Regions from separate parts of the Mus musculus genome. Here regions 2, 3 and 4 are each linked to region 1. The links are chromatin loops, found by intact Hi-C in ENCODE. Cell type or tissue: heart. All regions are shown on one strand.

Region 1 (5,000 bases):
AGGGGCCCTAAGAGCTTTACACGGCAGAATTTAATTCATGCAACAGCTAGTGATGTTATCACTGCCATTTAACAGCTAAGTTGGAACCTGGAAGTTCAAACTTGAGAATCTGGGCTCTTACACAGTGATGCCGTTGGCTGTTCACTCTAGGTCACTTCTTTGTACACTTTCCTGGGTTTCCAGTTTAAGAGAAAGCCAAGGACTTCTTTTCCAAGTAGCTTATAATTCTTATGTTTATAACCCTGGGCTTGATCCCCAGCAATATATAAACTAAGTGGGATAGCACACCAAAAGTTCAAGGTTAGCCTGAGTGACACAGGATGTTTGAAGGCAGCTGAACTCAAGACCCTAAGAGAGGAATACCTATTTAAAATTTTAAGATAGAATCTGTGGGCTGAGGCAGGTGGATCTCTGAATCTGAGGCCAGCCTGGTCTACAGAGAAAGTTCCAGGACAGCCAGGATTACAAAGAAAAACCCTGTCTTGGAAAAGAAACAAACAAAAAGACAGGACCAAAAGGAAAAAATGAAAAAAAAAAAAAAAGACAGGACCTTGCTAAGTTATCCAGGATGGCCTTAAACTTGAGACCTCCACTCCCCGGCTCCCTGAGTGTCAGGATTTGGAGTATGCGCCTTCACACCTACCTTCAATGTGAGATTTTCTCAATTAAAAGAAGAGAGGACAACCAGGAGTGTTGGTACCCTCCTTTAATCCCAGCACTTGGGAAGCAGAGGCAAACGGATCTTTGTGAGTTTGAGGCCAGCCTGGTCTATAGAGTGAGTCCCATGATGGCCAAAACTATATAGTGAAACTTTGTCTCAAAAACAAAAACAAAAACAAAAGAAGCCAGGCAGTGCTGGTGCACACCTTTACTCCTAGCACTCAGGAGGCAGAGGCGGCAGATCTCTGAGCTTGAGGCCAGCCTGGTCTACAGAGTAAGTTCCAGGACAGCCGGGGCTACACAGAGAAACTCTGTCTTGAAAAACCAAACAAAAACAAAAAACAAAAGAGGACAGCAGTGTAGCATGGAGACGCCAGCTCAGCCCCGGGACACACTGTCCAGAGCCCAGACACTCCAGATTCAAGGCAAGGATGAGAAGGAAGAGGAGCCACAGACTGGTTTTGGGCTGCAACTCCCTGGGGACTGGTTCTGGAAGGTGACAGATGTGGGTGCACCTTGGGTGGATGACCCTGCGCCCTCCCACTCACCTTACAGACTCGGGCAACTCGGGACACGATGGTGTTCTCAAAGAACTCAAACTCCTGGCCCGTCTCGCTGAAGAAGAAGTAGATCTTATCATCATCACCTATGGGGCTGCCCAGGCTCTCGGGGACGTAGGCCGAGGCCACAAAGGCAGGGTCTGCAGAGGCCAGGGGAGGAGACACAGTCAGGCCAGGAACCTCGGGGACAGCATCCCCTCCCAAGGGTTAGGCAACTGCTCAGTGGGCCAAGGCAGAACTCCACCTTGTAGCCAGTTGAGGGAGCTCTCAGTCTTGGTGGGGCGGGAACTCTGGCTCCGGGAAATGGCTGGGTCGTTTCCCTGGAAGCTACTGACTGTTCCAGTGTACAGCTCACCATCTGCCAAGAGAATGTTCCCATGGGAATGGCTCCTTTGGCCCAGTCCCTGTGCCCTGCTCAGGGCCCAGAGTGACCGCAGCGCCATCCATCCTGCCTAGACGGAAGCAGGGACTTGGAAGAGGGCAGCCCAGGGTCACTCGATACCCTCTGGGAACCAGCACAGCATGGGGACACCACCTTACCTCTGGGACCCACACTGCCCAGAGCCCAGACACACCCCAGATTCGGTCCTCCTGCCCTGGGTATCTTCCACGGAGCACAAAAGCACCCAGCCTGTGACACCACTTACCAACCACCAGAGCCGTGGACTTGAAGTTGGGGTCAAAGGGACAACGACCCTTGCCATCCTCCAGAATGACATTGCCGGCCTCATCTTGGGCTAAAGTAAAGCTCGCTATGTGCTGTGGAGGAGTAGACAAGTAGCTCAGGACCAAGACACGGAACAAGGAAGTGCACAGGTTCTAAAGTACGTCTCCTTACCCCAGGGTCTACGCGAAGGAGTGTGTGCAGTGGGCACTATTCCCCAGCGAACAGGGAAGAGATGTAGCGTGGAAAATAGTCCTGGAGCCAGGGAGAGCAATGCAATGCAAACCCAGAAATTTCTGACTCCAAGCCCCGTGTTCCGCAACAGCATTAATGCCACCCTCTGCTAGAGCATGTTAGGGGATGGGGTAGGAACACAGGGCGGGCATACGCTGAAGGGTGCACAAGATGACCTGGGGCACCAAGCACAGCAAGGGAAAGAAACCAGTGGGCAGCAAATTGGAAGTCAGTCAGGCTCTCTAGGCAAGGTGGCTGCATGCACCCCTCCCTGCCCCGGCAGGGAGACCTAGTAGGACCTGGGAAGCAGCCAGGATGATGGGCTCACGGGTCTCAAGGGCCTACTGCTACCTAGAAGCCTGCCCCCAGGGTCCTCCTTCACCAGGAATCAGGGCTAGGGAAGAGTTCCTCTGGCAGAAAGGCTGTGCCCCAGGCAGCCAAGCCCCAGGGTAGAGGAGGGAACTTACAATGTAAGCACACAGGGGGCTGAAGGCGGCCGTGCCACAGGTGAGCAGGTGGCTGCTGTTGAGTGGCAGGAGGATCTTGATGTAGTTTTGACAGTCACGCTGTGGGGAAGGAGAGTATGTCAGGTCCACATATGCCACTAGGGGGCAGGGCTGAGGCCTCCTCCCCAGACCTAAGGCAGAACAAAAGAAACCTGGAGCTCTGGGCCGGGAGCTGGCTGGCAGAGCTTAAGCAGGGTCTGCACTGGGGCTCAGTTAGCTTCCAGATTGGCTAATACTCCTTCTCTGAGGTGAAAGGCACCCTAGAGGGGGTAATCCCACCTTTCAGAGTGTCTTAATCCTCTTGAGAGTCTTCTCTAACCCAGGGGGGAGACAGGCGGTAAAGCAGGAGGAATTGCTCAGCCCTGAACTCCTGGCACAAACTCCACCTCTACAAGGTGTCTGATAGGAACTGCCAAATTGGTGCCACCAACACCCCAAGACCCACTGAAGTTTTTCCATCTTTCCAGTGGCAGGCCGTGGCCTGGCTGTCTCTCAAATGCCACACCTTCCTGGATGCTAAACCTTCAATGAACAAAAACCCAGAATCTGATCATTTCTCACCCCTTTTTGGATGGTGCCCTGACTAAGGCACTGTCACTGCCTGAGCCACAATGGTCTCCCTTGTGTTCAATTCCAGAGAGGACACTTATCATCAACACAACGGGGCCCATTTGTTTATTTTTATTTATGACAGTCTCACCACACAGCCCAGGCTCACCTGGAATGAATAATCCTCTGCCTTACAAGTACTAGAATTACAAGGAGACACAAGCATGCCTGGCTCAAGGACAGCCTTTTAGAACACAGGCAAGACAGGCCTGGTGGCACGTCTCTATTTCCAGCTACTCGGGGGGGGGCTGAATGAAGAGGATCCCAAGTTCCAGTCCAGTCTGGGTGAAAAGGCCAGTCTAGGTGACAGAGAGAACCTGCCTCAGAAGCAGAGGGTCAGGGATGTGGCTCAGTGGTTTAGCACTTGTCTAACTCGTGAGACCCTGGGATTAATCGGAAGTTCCACAAAACAGTACAAAACCACACGGCCATGCCGCTTCTCTGCTAAGCTTTCTACTGGTTTCCAAAACGATTCATTCACTCAGAGTGAAACCCAAAGTCCTGCTTAGTGTCTGGGTATGTCACGGTCCAGTTCCTTACCTTCCTCTAAATAGTCTTTGCACTATATAAATGTCTGTCTGTCTGTCTTTTTTGGTCTTTTAAAGACAGTGTTTTTCTGTGTAGTTTTTGCTGTCCTGGAATTCACTCCGTACACCAGGCTGGCCTTGAACTCACAGAGAACCTGCCTCTGCCTCTAGAGCACTGAGATTAAAGGTGTGTGGCACCACCACCCAGCTGCTTTCATTCTTGTTTATTTTATGTGTATGAGTGTTTTGCCTGCATTGATGTGTGCACCTCTTTTGTGCCAGGTGCCCATGGAGGCCAGAGAGGGTATCGGGTCCCTGGGGACTGGAGCTACAGAAGGTCATGATCTGCCATGTGGGTACTGGGAAACAGGCTGATCCTCTAGAAGAGCAGCCCATATTCATACCTGCTGAACCATCTCTCCAGCCCTGGTATTGTCTGTCTGTCTGTCTGTCTGTCTTTCTTTCTTTCTCTTTTTTTTTTTCATGACCACCTTATAAACTGATTTTTCATTGGTTTTTCTTTCATTTTTTAGCTTTTTGAAATGATGTCATGGAGTCCAGTCCATCAATCTTCTATGTAGTCCAGGGTGGCCCCGAACTCCTAACCCTCCTGCCCACGTTCTGGGATTACAGCATGGTTTTACTTTTTCATAATGTCTCTAGTAGCTAACAGCAAGGACCAAGTGCTGAAGAGGGGCTGAGGCGCGTCTCACGGCCAGAGCACTTGTCTAGCTTGCCAGAGGCACCGTGTTCACCCCACACTGCCAACAAGTACTTGCTGACTGTTCCAGATTAAAGCGTGTATGGATGGGGAGGCCTCTGAGAATGGCAGCAAGTCCTACAAGAGAACTCTGGACTGGGCTGGATACCATCTAATGTCTTGGCTGAAATCAAACTAGAATCTGCCAGACTTATCTGTCCACTAGAGACCCTTTACAGACACTGTCACCACCTCACCAGGTTCATGTTGGTGCTAACGCTAATGGGACAGGAGCCCTGGATGCACTGGTTTATCCAGGGATATAGGCATACTATTCCCATCTTACAGGTGAGAAAACCAAGGGGTGACCAGATGAATCTATTTATCCAGGATCACATAGAGGACAGGGCTGGGGCTGGGGCTGGGGCTGGGGCTGAAGCCCAGTGCTGGCGATGTCCAGACTGTGTCCTTCCCATAACAGCCATATCTGCTCAGTGTTCTGCCCAGATCCCTCAGTCTCACCTTTGGGTCCTTGCCCTT
Region 2 (5,000 bases), 74 kb after region 1:
CTGTCTGGCTCCAGGACTCTGCGCCTCAAGCATCTTTCTGATCAGACTGAATCCTTTCTTATCTGAACTTACTGGTCACTTTACCTAAGTCTCTCTGTTTCCTCCTTCAGCCCCGCCCTTCTGAGGTCTGGCCCACTATAGAGAGATGGGACTGCGTTCCAGGGGCTGCCTTATGCACTTTTTCCCCAGCCGGCCCCCCGCCCCGGCCCCCACCCCTGAGGCCGTGGGTCTCCTCTCAGCCTGGCAGCTGGTAGAGAGACGATCTGCATCTCAGCTGTGGCTGCCCACTCATCTGTTTCTCAGGAGACCCACATAGACACCAGATGGCAAGTCTGCAATGTGCTTAGCGGGGTGAGAACAGGTTTTGTTTGGGAAAATATCTCGATCAGCCAGTTGGGCCGAGAAGGGGAAGTGCCAAGGACGCGGTTGAAGAGAGCTGGTTACACACAGGAGGAACTGAGTAGCTGCGTGAAGGACAGCTTGCAAGACAGTGGTGAGAGATCTCAACAACAGGAAAGTCAGAACGGGGGAGATGCAAAACAAGAGAACCCAGCCCAGAGGGTGCCACGATTGGTTTTTACATATATTTATCTATTTTACATGTATGTATGTGTGTGTCCATAGTCTTCTTGTGGAGTGTGGAGGTCAGAGGACAACTTTAGGGAGTCAGTTCTGTCCTACAGAGTGGGTTCTGAGGATGGAACTCAGATTACTGGCTTTGGCAGGAAGTACCATATCACTAACTCACCTCACTGGCCTGGCCCCCCCCCCCCCATCCCCCTCTGTGACTTTTGTTAGTGGGTTGAGTAGGATCTTGCTATGTAGCCAAGACTAGTCTCAAAGTTTCAAACTTTAAGCTTGCAGTCCTCTTGCCACAACTTAAGTTGTTCTCCTGCCCCCAACCACCCCTTCCAGACTGGCTCTCAATTTGTAATCTTGACTATCCTCAAACTTAACTATGTAGCCCTGCCTGGTCTTGAACTCATAGAAGTCCATCTGCCTCACTTTCCCATGTGCTGAGATTAAAGGCATATATTACCATTCCTAGCCTTTTAAATTTATTATATATACTGTAGCTGTCTTCAGACACACCAGAAGAGGGTATCAGATCTCATTACAGATGGTTGTGAGCCACCATGTGGTTTCTGGGAATTGAACTCAGGACCTCTGGAAAAACAATCAGTGCTCTTAACCACGGAAGCATCTCTCCAGCCCGCCACCTGCCATGTATGTGTGTGTATGTGTGTTGCTTTTAACCATTGAGCCATCTCTCTAGCTCCAATTAGCTATGAGTTTTGGATGACTATTTTTGTTGTTGTTTTAACTGTGCAAATATACATAGCAGGCAGGTATCGTGGCAATTACCTTTAATTCCTGAACTCCAGAGTAAAAGACAAGTGGATTAGACAGGTGGACAGCCTATTATAAGTTCAAGGCCAGCCTGAACTACATGGTGAATACCAGGATACCAGGTCATCCAGAGCTGCTACAAAGTGAGACCCTATCTCAAAAACAAACAAACAAACAAACAAACAACCCAGACCCAACAAACAAACAAACAAGCAAACGAGCATTGTTACATACCACACGCCTTTAATCTCAGCACTCCTGAGCCAGAGGCAGGTAGATCTGAGTTCAAGCCCAGCCTGGTCTACAGAGTGAGCTCCAGGACAGCTAGGGCTACACAGAGAAAGAAACTGTCTCGAAAAACCAAATAAATAGGGAATTTGAGTCCCAGCACCCACATGGTGGCTCACAACCACCTGTAACTCTGGTTCCAGCAAATCTGATGCCCTGTTCTGATGTCCCAGGGCACCAAGCACTCATGTGGTACACACACATGCATGGGGATGAAATACTCATACACAAAATAAATAAAACCTCTTTTAAAAAGGAACAACCAAATAAATAAAATAAAATACATATAACATATACTTTACTATTGAAACATTAAATTTTTTTAAATTATCATACAAAGTAATTATGACATTTTCACACATACATACACACACATCCATGCATGCACACATACACAGACACACATCCATTCTGGTTCTTTGCTCTCATTCTTCTCCCTCCTCCAATTTGTCCTCTTCCTCCACACGAACTGTTGCCTTTCTGCTTCCGTGTCCTGTGCACACACAGAATTAAATCTAGGTTTCACATGTGAGAGAAAACGTCCATATTTGTTTCTCGATGTTCGTTATTATCTCTTGCCCCGCCCCGCTTTAGGTCCTGCCTCCCCTCATATATCACCTCTTCTACTGTCATTATATATGTATTCTGCACAGGAGAGAAAACAAGATGTCAGTTTAGGTGTGTTTGTGTGTGTGTTGGGGGCGGGGGAGGGTCAGCTTCCTTACACATCTCAAGTTGGCCTTAAACTCAACTTAAAGGCGAAGCTGACCTTGAACTTCTGAGCCTCCTTCTGGTTCCCAAGTGCTAGGATTGCAGGCTAGAACCATATCTGCTTGGAAGTCTGTTTGTTTGCTTGCTTGTTTTCCTTGTTGTTAACAGTGATCTTTAGTTCCATCCGTTTCCCTGCAGATGACATAATTTCATTCTTCAACGCTGAATGAAAAGCGTGATGACCCCACACTGGGGTTGGTTTGCTTCTGTTGCTTAAGTTTTCAGCCAAAGCTGTGCCTCACCTAAAGAGAGGAAATAACTGAGTTTAGGATGAGCTGGGAGCCAGGGTCGGCCTGGGGAACCTGCAGGTGCTGGGAGGTCAGCTCGGATCCAGTGGCAGGACTCCGGATCACCTCTGCTCATGGGAGAGACTCTTGTTGGATCTTAAAACCCAGCGGGCAGCCACACTACCTGGGCCTTTGTCATAGCGTTTTGTTCTACCAGGCAGAGGAAGGTGAGGCCACCGAGGGGTAGGACTTGGTAGGCTGGGATTTTTGCAAGAACTGATGTGGGGCAGCTCTGGCCTGGGAAGATGAAGGAGCCCGCCCCTCCCTGGGTAGACACTGCCACCTTCTGGCTCTCGGCCCTCAACACTGGTTTTTCTACCGTCCTAAATGCAAAAAATGTAATGAAAATGTAATGAGCTCTCTCACGAGCTCTTGCTCTCTCTCTCTCTCTCTCTCTCTCTCTCTCTCTCTCTCTCTCTCTCTCCCCCCCCCCTCTTCTTTCTTCAAAACAGGATTTCTCTAAGTATTCCTGGCTGCCCTGGGACTCACTCCATAGACAAAACTGGCCTCAAATTCAGAGAACTACTGCATCTGGCTCCCTTACTTTCTGATAACTATTGTCCTGGAAAGTTTTGGCGTTTTTTTTTTTTTTTTTTCTCCCCAAGATTTATTTTCAGTGTGTGTGTGTGTGTGCGCGAGTGCATGCACATGCATGTTGTGTCTATACACTTAAGTGTAGTTGGCCTCATAGGTCAGAAGAGGACATTTGCTCCATAGGAGCTGGGGTTACACTGGCTTGGCTTGGCTTGGCATGGGTGCTGGGAACCAGGCTTTTCTCCTTTGGAAGAGCAGAGGTGCTCTTAACTGCTAGGCCCCTGGTGTTTTTGTCTGTGTGCTGCTTTTTGGTTTGGTTTGGTTTGGTTTTGAGTCAGGGTCTCACCAAGGAACTCAGGTTGGGCTGGAACTTGGCCTTGAATTCACAGAGATCTGCCTGCTTCCTCCTCCTGAGTCCTGGGATTAAAGGTGTGTGCTACCGTGTCCGGCTTATTGATCTCCATTTTTATTTTTTTGTTTGTTACAGACAGAATCTCACTCTCACCAGGAACTCACTATGTAACTGGGACTGGCCAGGAAGTCATGGCAATCCTCCTGTTTGTGTCTCTCAAGTGCAGGCATTAGAGGCATGTTGTTGTACCCTTTAAACACACACAAACTTCTTGTCCACTACAGCTCAATACAGCTGAAAATCAAAACACTCCGATCATTTGACAGTTCCTCACTGGTAGCTTTCCACAACTGTCACTGTTGCTGAGATCCACATAGCTTGGTTTACTTTCCCCTTGCCTGTGTCGGGGCCCCTTGTGGCCCCACTGTGATAGTTACAGGGTGAAGGCCCCTGGAGGCCACAACACAATTGCTGGCTGCCCCATCACCCTTGAGGATTTGTGCTGGGAATTTCCAGCCCACCCTCCTGCTGTTCCTGTTTTTAGGAGGTCCATGGGTTAGCTGTCACTCAGTCTTTGGGTGCTCTCTTTCTCTTCTATAGTTCATTTGCTCCCCCACCCTACCCCCCGGTTTTCCAAGACAGGGTTTCTCTGTGTAGCCCTGCCTGTCTGGGAACTCACTCTGTAGACCAGGCTGGCCTCGAACTCACAGAAATCAGCCTCTGTCTCTGGGTGCTGGAATCCCTGTGCTTCCACCACTGCCTGGCTGACCTCACCATCGTCCTCCAGCAGTGGGCAGACCTTTGCTGCAGCTTAGTCCCCTAACAATCTCTCTGGCCTGGCCTCCTGCTTTGTTTTGCTTCCTTTAACGCTGACCTGATAGCACCTTGGCCACCATCCTCCAGCAGGCACCAGGGGGACACCCAGCTTCCCTTCCTAGTCCCTAGAGTCAAACTGAGCTACATGCTGTCTTGTGTACAAACAGCGAGCCCCAGCTGGGAACCAAGGGGAACATAAATGAGATGTGCTGTGATTTCTATCAAAGTGTTAAATGAGGCAAAGAACACTCCAGGTTAAAAGGTTAAACAGAGGTTTCAGCATCAGCAGCAGTCAATCAAGAGTGAGCTGATTGGACTGGTCATCGCTGAGGCTGTAATTAGGGACACATAGAGATCTTTTCTTTTCTTTTTTTTTTTTTTTTTTTGGTTTTCAAGACAGGGTTTCTCTGTATAGCCCTGGCTGTCCTGGAACTCACTTTGTAGACCAGGCTGGCCTCGAACTCAGAAATCCGCCTGCCTCTGCCTCCCGAGTGCTGGGATTAAAGGTGTGCGCCACCATTAGAGTGTGCACTTCTACTGGGGGACACACTCTCCTGATGACCAGGCGGAAAGGCCTAATCTGGTAAGATTTTCCCCAGCAG
Region 3 (5,000 bases), 420 kb after region 1:
AACCAGATTCTTACCCAGTAGCTTTGATTTAGAGGCTATTTAGTACACTAGGGTCAGGGCTAAGGGACAAGTGGCCTGCTCTTGAGTCGGGAGTGGGGGGAGGAGGACGGAGAGGTCAGCTGACCTGGTGTGCAAGGTGCCCCAGGAAATCAGAGAAGGCAATTAGGGCAAGGCTCTGTGTTAAGGGAGGGTCTGAAATTGTGGATTTCCTACATATAGAGGGAGGGGTTGCTGACAAAAGGAAAAGCATGAGACAGACCCAGGAGTCTGGGGCTGGCTGGGTAGGGCAAGGGATAGTGGAACCCCAGGATGGGGTGCGGAGAGGTGGGAGATGATGTGCTCAAGCTGGGTAGGGAGTTTGCTCTCAGGCAGGCAGTGGGATGCGGCTGGAAGGGAAAGAGGGCACTGTGCTCACACTGGGCACCGACTGGAGCCAGGCCAGGGCAAGGCCCAGCAGGCCTGGGTCAGAACCAGTGCATATGTGTTGAAGGTGTGAAAGGGTGCTGTTGGCTGGGGAGGGGCTGGGGTCACAGGCATCGCAGGAGCCGGTCCATAGCTGGGGCTTGGAGCCCACTCTCTGCTTCCCTCTGACCAGAAGGCTAAGCTGGACAGGGCAACAAGGCCTAGTGGAGGCAACTCCTAATCCCGGGCCAGCACAGTCCAGGTTTCAGTCTCACCTGCAGCATCTGTGAAGTGGGAGGTGGAGCCTGCACTGGGCATCTGCCAGTGCTGCAGGGGAGAGGGAAGGACGGTGCGGAAGGGGAGGTGTCCATCCAGCAGACGGCAGGGACCGCAGGGACGGCAGGGACCGCTCTTTTCTTCTCTCACCTCTCTTCTCTTCTCCATCCTCTTTCTTTTGCTAAACTCACACATAGATAGATAGACAGAAAAGTAAGAAAACACGGAGAGAAGCGCTGTGGCCACACCTCTGCATCCCACCAAATGCAGCTCCACCTCTTCTGGCCAGCTGTGCCGCGCCTGGGCACACAGAGGCACCCAGACTCCGCACCCTTCCTCAGGTGCTTTCTGTTGGTTGGCCAGTTGGTCTACAACAGCATCTTGTGCAGCCTTCACGGGGCCTTGTGCCTCCCCGCTCCATTTGAAGTCTCAACTGCTGGGAGTACAGGTGCGTGCCACCATGTCTGGCTGGGTTTTGTTTGTTTTGTGTTTTTAACATAAGGTCTCATGTGGCGAAGGCTGGCCTCAAACTTTCTATGTACCTGAGGATGGCCTTGAACACCTGATTCTTCTGCTTATATTTTCCTCACTCATTAAACAACAACAACAACAACAACAATCAATTGTACATGTAAAAAAAATTAAAAGAAGAAAAGAAAGCTTACATTTTTTCCCTCAGTAATATACAGACAGAGTCTCTTTGTGAAAACTGTAAACATTACAATTAAGAAATGTGAACCCAGACCTGCCTCCCCTAGCATATTATTATCTGCAGCTAGGTACTACATGGTAACAGTACAGCAAACAGTGTGTCCATGGTTTATGCCACTGTATTCTGCATAGTGACCAAACTGCCTGTATCAAGTTTGGAGACCGTATCCTTACAGTTGAAGGACATATGACTGCACCCAGTGAGCCTCGAGGAGTCTGCGTGTTTATACACAAACACACTGTAAACACACAACTTCACAGGCTGCTCTCCGTGCAGAGCTAGCTGCCCTACAGGTTTGGAGTGTCTTGGCTTTGCCAGGATCCACACTCTTACACTGAATGGGTTTTTCCTCATCTGAGTTTGTCACTCAGCATGTCCACACCTGTACCTTTACCTGTCATGACAGGTTCCCATTCAGAATGGCTGGGCAAGGTGCATGGGAGACCGTTGAGAAACCTCAGGCCAGCCCAGTCAAGCTCCAGAGATGGGTGGCTGAGGAGAGTCCCAGCCCCTGGCCACCCTGTGTCCTGGCAGGGACTGAGGTAGGACAGAATCTCAGGGCTGGAGGAAGCTCCTGGGTCAGGCCCAGGGCTGGCTCTGGGCTTGCCTTGGAGAAGAGCCTTGGGAGCAGAGGGTCGGCTGCACCAGATCCTTCTTTCTAAACACAAAGTGCTGACCCCTTGAGGCCCTTCCCTCGATCATGTGGCTAGTCTACGCTGCAGCCCCCTCCCCTCTTTGTTCTCTCTCTAGCTCTTTCCTGGGATTGTCAGGTGCCCGTGGCCTTGGACCTAGCCGAGGGCCTCGGCCACCCCTGGAACGTGGTGTGGAATCCCCACTCCTGCTCCTGTCTGTAGAATACTTCCCTGCGGGAGGGTGAGGTGTGGAGGAGGAGCCACAGCTCCCCAAACCTTCCTCTTGTCTGTGTAATTCCCTGTCCCAGCTTCCTTCAAACAGCGGATGCTGGGGATCCTGTGAGCCCCACAGTCTCACGCCTCACGTTGGTAGTTGAACTGGGTCTACAGATCCTCCCAGATTGGATGGCACAAAGAATCTTAAACAGCCTGTGAGTAGAATTTCAGCGTTGGGGCTGACCTTTCACTCTGTCTGTCTGTCTGTCTTGTTTGTCTGGAGACAGGCCCAGGCTATTCTCAAACCAACACAGTTGAGCATGATCTTGATCTCCCTGCCTCTACCTCTCAAGCGTGGTACTACAGGCACGCACCACCAAGACCAACTGGTTCTTTGCTTTGTCTGGACCTAGGGCTGTGTGTGCTCCTGAGTTCCCTTCTCATTTCTCGGGGACCCTATCTTGCTCTGCTGTCTGCATATAAGAACCATTTTCCTGCTGGGCTGATGAGCAGACAGGTTCACCCGGGCCAACCCATAGACACTGGCATCCCCTCGTGATCCCAGCACCTTAAAGCATAACCTCAGATACATTTCCATCCCTAGAGGGGAAAACCTAGAGATTGGAGGAAGGTTGGCCTAGCTCAGGCTTAAAGCTTCCATGATGTTCCATGTCTGGAATCCCAGCACCCAGGAGGCTGAAACAGGAGGGATTTCACCAGAATTTCAGGCCGGTTTGGGTTGTATAGTTTGAGGTCATTCTGGCCTCCTAGGGAGATGGAGACCTCAAAAAACTAAATAGCTTTCAAGTGACTGTGCATCGCCCTCTGCTGGCAGCATCTGGGAATGTACGAACACCAGAAATTCCAGACGCGGGCAGAGATCTCCACAGGCAGAGTGCCTGAGCCATCGTTTCCTGCATTCATATGTGTTTACGTCTTTGCTTTGTGCTAGCTATCTCAAGCTTCTTAATCCTTTTATATCTCAATTTCTCCTGCTTTCACTCGAAGGATCTGAGGTTTCACTCACAGCCACCTTCCCCCAATTACCTAAATGAAGCCATGTGTCATAAATATGACACCCCTAAAGAGAGAGGTGATACCTATCCCCTCTGTATTATCAACCAGCATCAGACCCACGGGGCTTCTGGCATTTCCTCTGGAGCCTTTCCGGGGGTGGGGAGGAGTGATCTGCCAAATCTCTCTCCTCTTTTCCCACCCCCTCCCTCCTCATCACCCCTCTGCTGCCTGTGGCTGCCACTGGCTGAGCATCCAACTGGCCCAGGACCAGATAATCAGATTATCCTGAGTCCAGAATAATCTATTCCATATGGTGTGCCAGCTCGGTGGCTCCAAGAGCGAGAGGTGTGAGGAGGGCCAGTGGGGGTCTGGGTGGGAGGCTCCCCTGGGAGCCCCAGGAACCTCAGAGAGCCTTACTGGGCAGACGTGTAGGAAGGTTGGTGGGGAAGAGGAACAGGAAGGGAGAAACTGGGTCCTCTGTTGCTGGGCCTTTTAAGGTGATGTGCCTTGCATCGTCTGTGATTTAAAGGGGTGAAGGACCAAGGGGAGGGGAGGGGGTGGCCTCTCTTCTGTGCCCTTTCTGTCTCTGAATTGTGGGGAGGTACTTTAATAATTTTGAAATTTTAAAAACATTTATCCTTATTGTATATATAGGGTGTACACGCACACCCACACACGTAGGCTCACACTTGCAGGTATGTGAAGGGCCGTCTGTCAAGGACACCTTATGGGCCCTTGGATTAAGGATCAAACTCTAGCTGCCTGTCTTGGAAGCAACCGGCTTTATCCAGAGAGCTATCTCATGAGCCCAGAGTGTCATATCCGGATTCTCTGGCTCCATCTTGCAGAACTTCTGGCCACTGTGGTCCTGGCTAGGGCCTAGAAACCTCTTTCTTTCGCTGTCTTTTTCAAGGCTCTGGTATGTGAAGTAAGGCCTGCCCAGGCTGTGCCCCAAGACAGAGATTAAGAGACACCTTCTCTGGACTCTTCTAGCTGAGACATGGGAAAACCTCTCAAGGCTCCATGTTTTCACCTGTGTCCCCTCATCCCAGGATGCTGTGAGCAGGAGACCTGCCAAGGCCCGCACAATGAGACTGAAAGAACATGTGTGCGACCAGCTGAGCCCCTCTCCCCTCCATGGTGGAGGGGCTGCCTATCTTACTGGCACCCACAGTGTGGAGCAAGACGAGGACATTAACCCACATTGGCCACACTCTACCTGGGAGGCTTAGGCTTGCCCAGGAGTGATGGTGCTGAGATAGCCCACGAGTCTGACACTGTAATTAACTAGTGGGATCTGCTGAGGCTAAGCAGGCTAGTGGTGGAATCGGAGTAGCTTCCTTCTTCTTCTGGGGCCTCTGGGGCTCAGGGATTAGGGACTGTGCATAGCACCTTTGATTAGCAAGGCTGTGTCAGAAGGCCTGGCAGGGGAAATGAGGGCACTGGGGCTGCAGAGTGGGTGGGAGTATGGTGCCCAGCTCCAGCATGAAGGCTGAGGTTGGACCCTGAGCCTGAAAGGGGGCCTCCCTGTCCTGTCTGCCCCCTGCCTGGCTGAGGCTTGACCTCTCACCTCTGTTCTGATGGGGTGGCTGCAAGGCTTCACTTCCCAGCCTTACACATTGGCAACCAGGGGAGGCTCGGGCCAGGGGAGCAGAAGCCGCTGGCTCTGGCACTTGTCAAAACACAGGCCCCAAAAGTGTGAAGGCCTTGGCCCAGCGGGGAGGCTGTGTGGGCCTTGCAGCCTG
Region 4 (5,000 bases), 59 kb after region 1:
AACAAAAACCTTCAACTGATTCTGACTTCTGAAAACTACTATGTGGATCAAATGTGTGGTCTGGGCCTGCGGCTCACTGGCTTGTGGCTTACTGGCTGGGCCCATGCCTAACTGCAAGGTAATGGTCTCTATGCTCAATGCTTGGCTTGATACAAGGAAAGGCTTAGCTCACACATATCCATCTGGTCCTCCTTACCATTCCCATAGGAGCACTGTGACTTTGGGCACAATGCCAAGCAAACCTGGGCCTCAGTTTCCCCATCGGGCATATAAATATAGTACTATGATCTGCCAAGACTGGTTGAAATACTGATGCCACAACGATGAGGCCATCTGAGAAAGTGACATTTACAGTTTTACATCTGCGATCTCAAAATTGTCCTTTCTGCTTTCTATCAAAATAAACAAAGGAACACCAATAGAAAAGACAGTCTTAGTAATTGCTCATTTAAGACAAAAAAAAAAAAAAAAAAAAACAAGACAAAAGACAACCAGTGTTATACTACTGGGTTTGAAGGATTTTCTCAGAAGAAAAAGCAGAAGTGACAGCTCAAGTCGTCCCCTGACTGCTAGGATTCTCTCTAGCTCCACACCCTAGGACAAGGCCCACAACTCTGTGGCAATAGCTCAAGGTGACAGGTGACTTGCTGGTTCATGGGGAGTCTGGAAAACCCACCAAGTAATTCTGCCCCCCCAAAAGCAAATAAAGACTCTTTTCCTATAAAAATTAGCCGAAGTTTATCACTAGTAAGGGTACCTCAGGTCCATCCAATAATGGGGACAAGGGGCTGATGATGTCACTCAGTTTGTAGAGTGCTTACCTAACATACCCATACAGTGTGTGGCACATTCCTGAAATCCCAACACTTAGGAGGTAGATTCCAGAGGTTTGGAAGTTCAAGGTCATCATTGACTCTCTAGTGAGTGTAGGCCTGTCTGAGGTACATAAAACACTATCTCCACTCCAACCCTCCACTCCCCAGAATGAACAAACATCATCCCAGCACCAGGGTGTGACCCCAGCTCTTCCCGGAGAGCTCGTCCATCCCGTCTACACAGTCTAGAGGTCCGCTTCTCTCTGGCTATCCAAGCGGGGGCTGCCACTACCTTTGGGCACAGTGTCTGGTTCACAAGAGAAGTGAGTGACCTTCACCAGCCTGGGTTTTAAATTTGGAACTAGAGGGGGAAATTCTTCCTGGGTTGTTAGGCTGGAAGGATTCAGATCCAGAGAAGTAGACAGTCATTCTGTAGGGTAAGAAGTGTTGTTTGCAGAAGCGGGTGGTGCTGGGACATCAGAGAGAGAAAGAAAGCCTTCTTCCAAGGAGAGTGTCCTTATATCCTTCCAAGTTTTGCAGTGAGTGAGGCAACTGAAGTCCTTGCTGTTGCTCCCAACACCAGAGCCCTGCTTATCCACACCGGCTCAGGAGGTAATAGACAACAGTTTAGAAGGCGAGGTGTCATGGGCAGGACTGGATGGCTTGCCAAGTGAAAGTTTTGGGCAGTCTGGGCTGTGAAGTCAGGCAGACACGGTCGCCTTGTTCATCCAGTCCAGTATCTCCTGAGCTCAGGCTAGGTGTGGATTAGTCCCGAGAATTTGGCCAGAATGGACGAGAGACACAAAGTTTCTCTTTCACTTCCTAGGATGGGTGAGGCTTGATTGAGGGAGGCCCTGAAGGATGGTCCAAGCTGACTAGGCAGAGAGAGCAACAAGGGGAATATTCCACCAAGGGAAAAGTCTAAAATAAAGATAAGGAGGCAGAACTATAGGCCCAGTGCTTGGGAGGCTGAGGCAGGAGGATCACAAGTTCAAGGCCAGTCTAGACAACATAGAGGTTCTCGAAAGGAAGAAAGAAAGAAAGAAAGAAAGAAAGAAAGAAAGAAAGAAAGAAAGAAAGAAAGGAAGGAAGGAAGGAAGGAAGGAAGGAAGGAAGGAAGGAAGGAAGGAAGGAAGGAAGAGAAAGGTACAAGGACAGGAGACATAGCTTAGTGGTGGAATGCTGGCTCTGAATGAGTGACAGGCTCCTGTCCTTGGGGAAATGATAGAGCCAGAAGACTATAGTGTCTAGGACCACAGCAACACCTCCCAGCTGCACTGTGTAGACACTCAGTAAGTGTTTCTTGTGTGTATGAATAGATGAAAAAAGGAAGGAAGAGAGGGAGGGAGGGAGGGAGGGAGGGAGAAGGAAGGAAGGAAGGAAGGAAGGAAGGAAGGAAGGAAGGAAGGAAGGAAGGAAGGAAAATCTGTTACTTGGTTAAAAGCTGGTCATTGAAGTGGGCAGAAGAGCAACCTTCAAAGAGACGAAGGCCAAGGGGGGTGAGACAGATGCCAGACCACAGACATTCATGCTAAAAATGTAGACTTTGCCTAAATCCCACTGCCCGTTTCTAGCTCTGGCAGGCCTGAGGGCTGCCGCTGTCCCTGCCCGTGCAGCCCCAACTCTGTTGTGGTTGTCACACCCACTCCTGGCCCTCACCAGCCGGCTCCACCCAGCACTTTAACCCACATGGCAGTCTTCACCAGGTCATGCCCCAGACGCCGCCCGCCCTGCTGGCTTCTGGGCAAAGTTGCCAGCACAGCACACCCGCCTGATCTGTAATTTAAACATGACCTCCACCCCGCGGCCTCTGCACCCCAGGCGCACATTCAGCTGCTGGAATTTCTGAAGGAGGGTTTGGGGTCCATGGAACCCTTGGCCCTTGGTTTCCAGAGTTTCTCTGCTAGTCAGTATGCTGGACCTAAGTCACACCCCCCATAGTGGGTTCTTAGCCAAGGACTAGGGAGAACACGCCCCCCTGTGGCCAAGAGCTACCCAGCAACTTCCCGTCCACAGAGATTTTTGAACCTTTGTTCTTCTTTGTTTTAAAAACAAAATAAAAGGGTCAGTAGGATGGCTCAATGAGGACAGAAACTTGGCACCAGGCCTGATGACCTGACTTTCATCCACGGGACCCACACTTGGAAGGAGAGAATCAACTCCCGGAAGTTATCCTTTGACCTCCGCACAGGCTCGCCCTGAGTAAATAAACAAACAAATGTAATCAAAACAACAACAACAAACCCATAAGCTATTTAAACCACACAAAACGAAGACTTGGAGGGTACAGCTCAGTTGTAGAGTATATGGGGCTCAAACCAGGAAAACAAAGGCCTCGTTGGCCTCTTGAGGAATTTCATAGTAATGACTTGGAAGGTTGGGCTGGAGAGATGGCTCAGCAGTAAAGAGCACTGGCTGTTCTTCCAGAGGGCCCAGGTTCCATTCCCAGCACCCACCCACATGACAGCTCACAACTGTCTGTAACTTCAGTTCCAGGGGATCCAACACCTTCATACATACATGCAGGCAAAACACCAATGCTCATAAAATAATAATTAAAAAAATCATTAAAAAAAGGAAAAAGACCTGGAAGCTACTGTAAGTTTTCCAAAGCCAGATTTACCCCTTTCCTCCCCTCCCTTCCCCCTCTTTCCCTTTCTCTTCAAGCCCCCACCCTGAGTTGATCTTTTTAAGACAGGGACTCTACGTAGCTCTGACTATCTTGAAACTTTAGGCTATGTAGACCAAGCTGGCCTCAAACTCACAGATATGGACCAGCCTCTACCTCCTGGGTGCTGGGATTAAAGGCATGTACCACCATGCCCACACAGCTAGTTACAGCCCTTCCAAAATGCTTGACTTGGATGCTGGGACTTGAGCTCAGTCCTCTGGAGGAGCAGTATTTGCTCTGAACTATTGAGCCATCTCATCTCTCCCATCCCTAATCCTTTCATGATTTACCAGAAAAGGTGGGATATTTGAAACCCTTCAAATGGCCAGCTCTATTGGAAAATGTTCCACAAAGTTACAACTTTCTACTCTTCTGATTCCAAGAGTCTTGTCAGCTCAAACAGAGAGGACTATGGGACCGCTCAATGGGTAAAGATGCATACGTGTGTGTGTGTGTGTGTGTGTGTGTGTGTGTGTTGAGTGCACACACACACATACACTAAATAAAATGTAATAAAAAGGGAAAATTGATTCCTCTGCTATCAAATGAAAGGCCAAGAGTTTCTCGACCCACATTCCTCAGCATTGAAAGCCTAGCTTTTCACCTATGTAATATTTGTTTGCACTGGGGCAAACCTATGTTTGTGATGTTAAATTATTTACAAGCATTTTTGTCTGGGTTAGGTAATGCCTGCACTTGTGGTGGTAGTTATCGGGGTGGGTGGGGTGAGGGAAGAAGATCCCAAAACCCAGAAGCCAGATCCTGATCCTTTAGACACAACAAACATGGAGGACACACCTGCAGGCCGTTACAACACCACAGCCGTGTCACCAAACAAGTGTGGTCAGAGCAGTCATCTGAGTGGGAGCAAGGCTGATGGCAGGAAACAGGGTTGGAGAGGAGTCTGGAAGAGTACCAGGCCCAGAGACTGGGCAGGGAGGGCTCAACAGATGTCAAGGTGAATGTACATCTCTGGAGATGCAACCCGTGTGTCCCCAGAGCACTGTGGCTCACATGCCATCTCTCAAGGGTCTGCTCAGGGAGACTGCACAGAAGCCTGGAGAGGTGGCTCACCCTACATCCCCAGCACCTGGGAGACAGAAGCAAGAGAATCACAAGATTATACATAGCAAGAGCCTGCTTCAAAACTTAGAAAGTGCTCTCTTCTTCCTCTTCCTCTTCCTCTTCCGCTTCCAATGCCACTTCCGCTTCCACTGCCTCTTCCTTCTCCTTCTCTTCTTCTTCCCCTTTTCTCTCTCCCTCCTCTACTCTACCACTTCCTCTTTTCCCATGGCGATTTCTCTGGCCTCAGAGCCAGTGAGCTCTCCTGCCCAAGAGCAGCTTCCCAATAAACCTGCCTTTAATATAATCTTAAAAAGAAAAAAAGAAGGCAAGCAAACACCACAACATCCTCCCTGCCTTCTTTTGATGATATTGTATTGTTTGTTTACTTACTTACTGTCCCACCTTCTTGCTCCCAACATATGTGCTTGCCACTCAGGGTGAAATGTGAA

Evidence for each region. Hi-C counts contacts between places; a loop is a spot of excess contacts. Peaks named below come from ENCODE experiments on the same cell type or tissue, not always from the same donor. Only the 100,000 strongest peaks of a DNase experiment are listed, where the experiment ranks them.
Region 2: it touches region 1 in a loop (5-fold over the local background); 25 of 42 quality-filtered maps call a loop at or near these places.
Region 3: it touches region 1 in a loop (2.2-fold over the local background); 2 of 42 quality-filtered maps call a loop at or near these places.
Region 4: it touches region 1 in a loop (7-fold over the local background); 30 of 42 quality-filtered maps call a loop at or near these places.

The regions. Positions count from the first base shown.
Region 1 is chr7:80,213,308-80,218,307 of GRCm38, reverse strand. It overlaps Sema4b (sema domain, immunoglobulin domain (Ig), transmembrane domain (TM) and short cytoplasmic domain, (semaphorin) 4B), which reads right to left. Exons shown (of 14, transcript NM_001360135.2): 3 at 4,983-5,000; 4 at 2,586-2,684; 5 at 1,868-1,979; 6 at 1,465-1,578; 7 at 1,209-1,360. Among named protein-coding and RNA genes, the nearest start is that of Cib1, 17 kb to the left of the region's middle. In heart, CTCF peaks have their summits at 1,478 (motif pointing right) and 2,719 (motif pointing right); DNase peaks (open chromatin) are centred at 1,557 and 2,617; H3K27ac peaks cover 456 bases.
Region 2 is chr7:80,138,947-80,143,946 of GRCm38, reverse strand. No RefSeq gene overlaps it. Among named protein-coding and RNA genes, the nearest start is that of Gm45202, 14 kb to the left of the region's middle. In heart, CTCF peaks have their summits at 2,978 (motif pointing left) and 4,390; DNase peaks (open chromatin) are centred at 406 and 2,856; H3K27ac peaks cover 780 bases.
Region 3 is chr7:79,797,320-79,802,319 of GRCm38, reverse strand. No RefSeq gene overlaps it. Among named protein-coding and RNA genes, the nearest start is that of Mesp1, 6.2 kb to the right of the region's middle. In heart, a CTCF peak has its summit at 3,068 (motif pointing left); a DNase peak (open chromatin) is centred at 3,059; H3K27ac peaks cover 298 bases; H3K27me3 peaks cover 2,377 bases.
Region 4 is chr7:80,154,604-80,159,603 of GRCm38, reverse strand. Gm45202 (a long non-coding RNA gene) reads right to left here and starts at 4,637. Exons shown (of 2, transcript XR_003946652.1): 1 at 4,285-4,637; 2 at 2,833-3,013. In heart, a CTCF peak has its summit at 2,799 (motif pointing left); a DNase peak (open chromatin) is centred at 2,513; H3K27ac peaks cover 421 bases.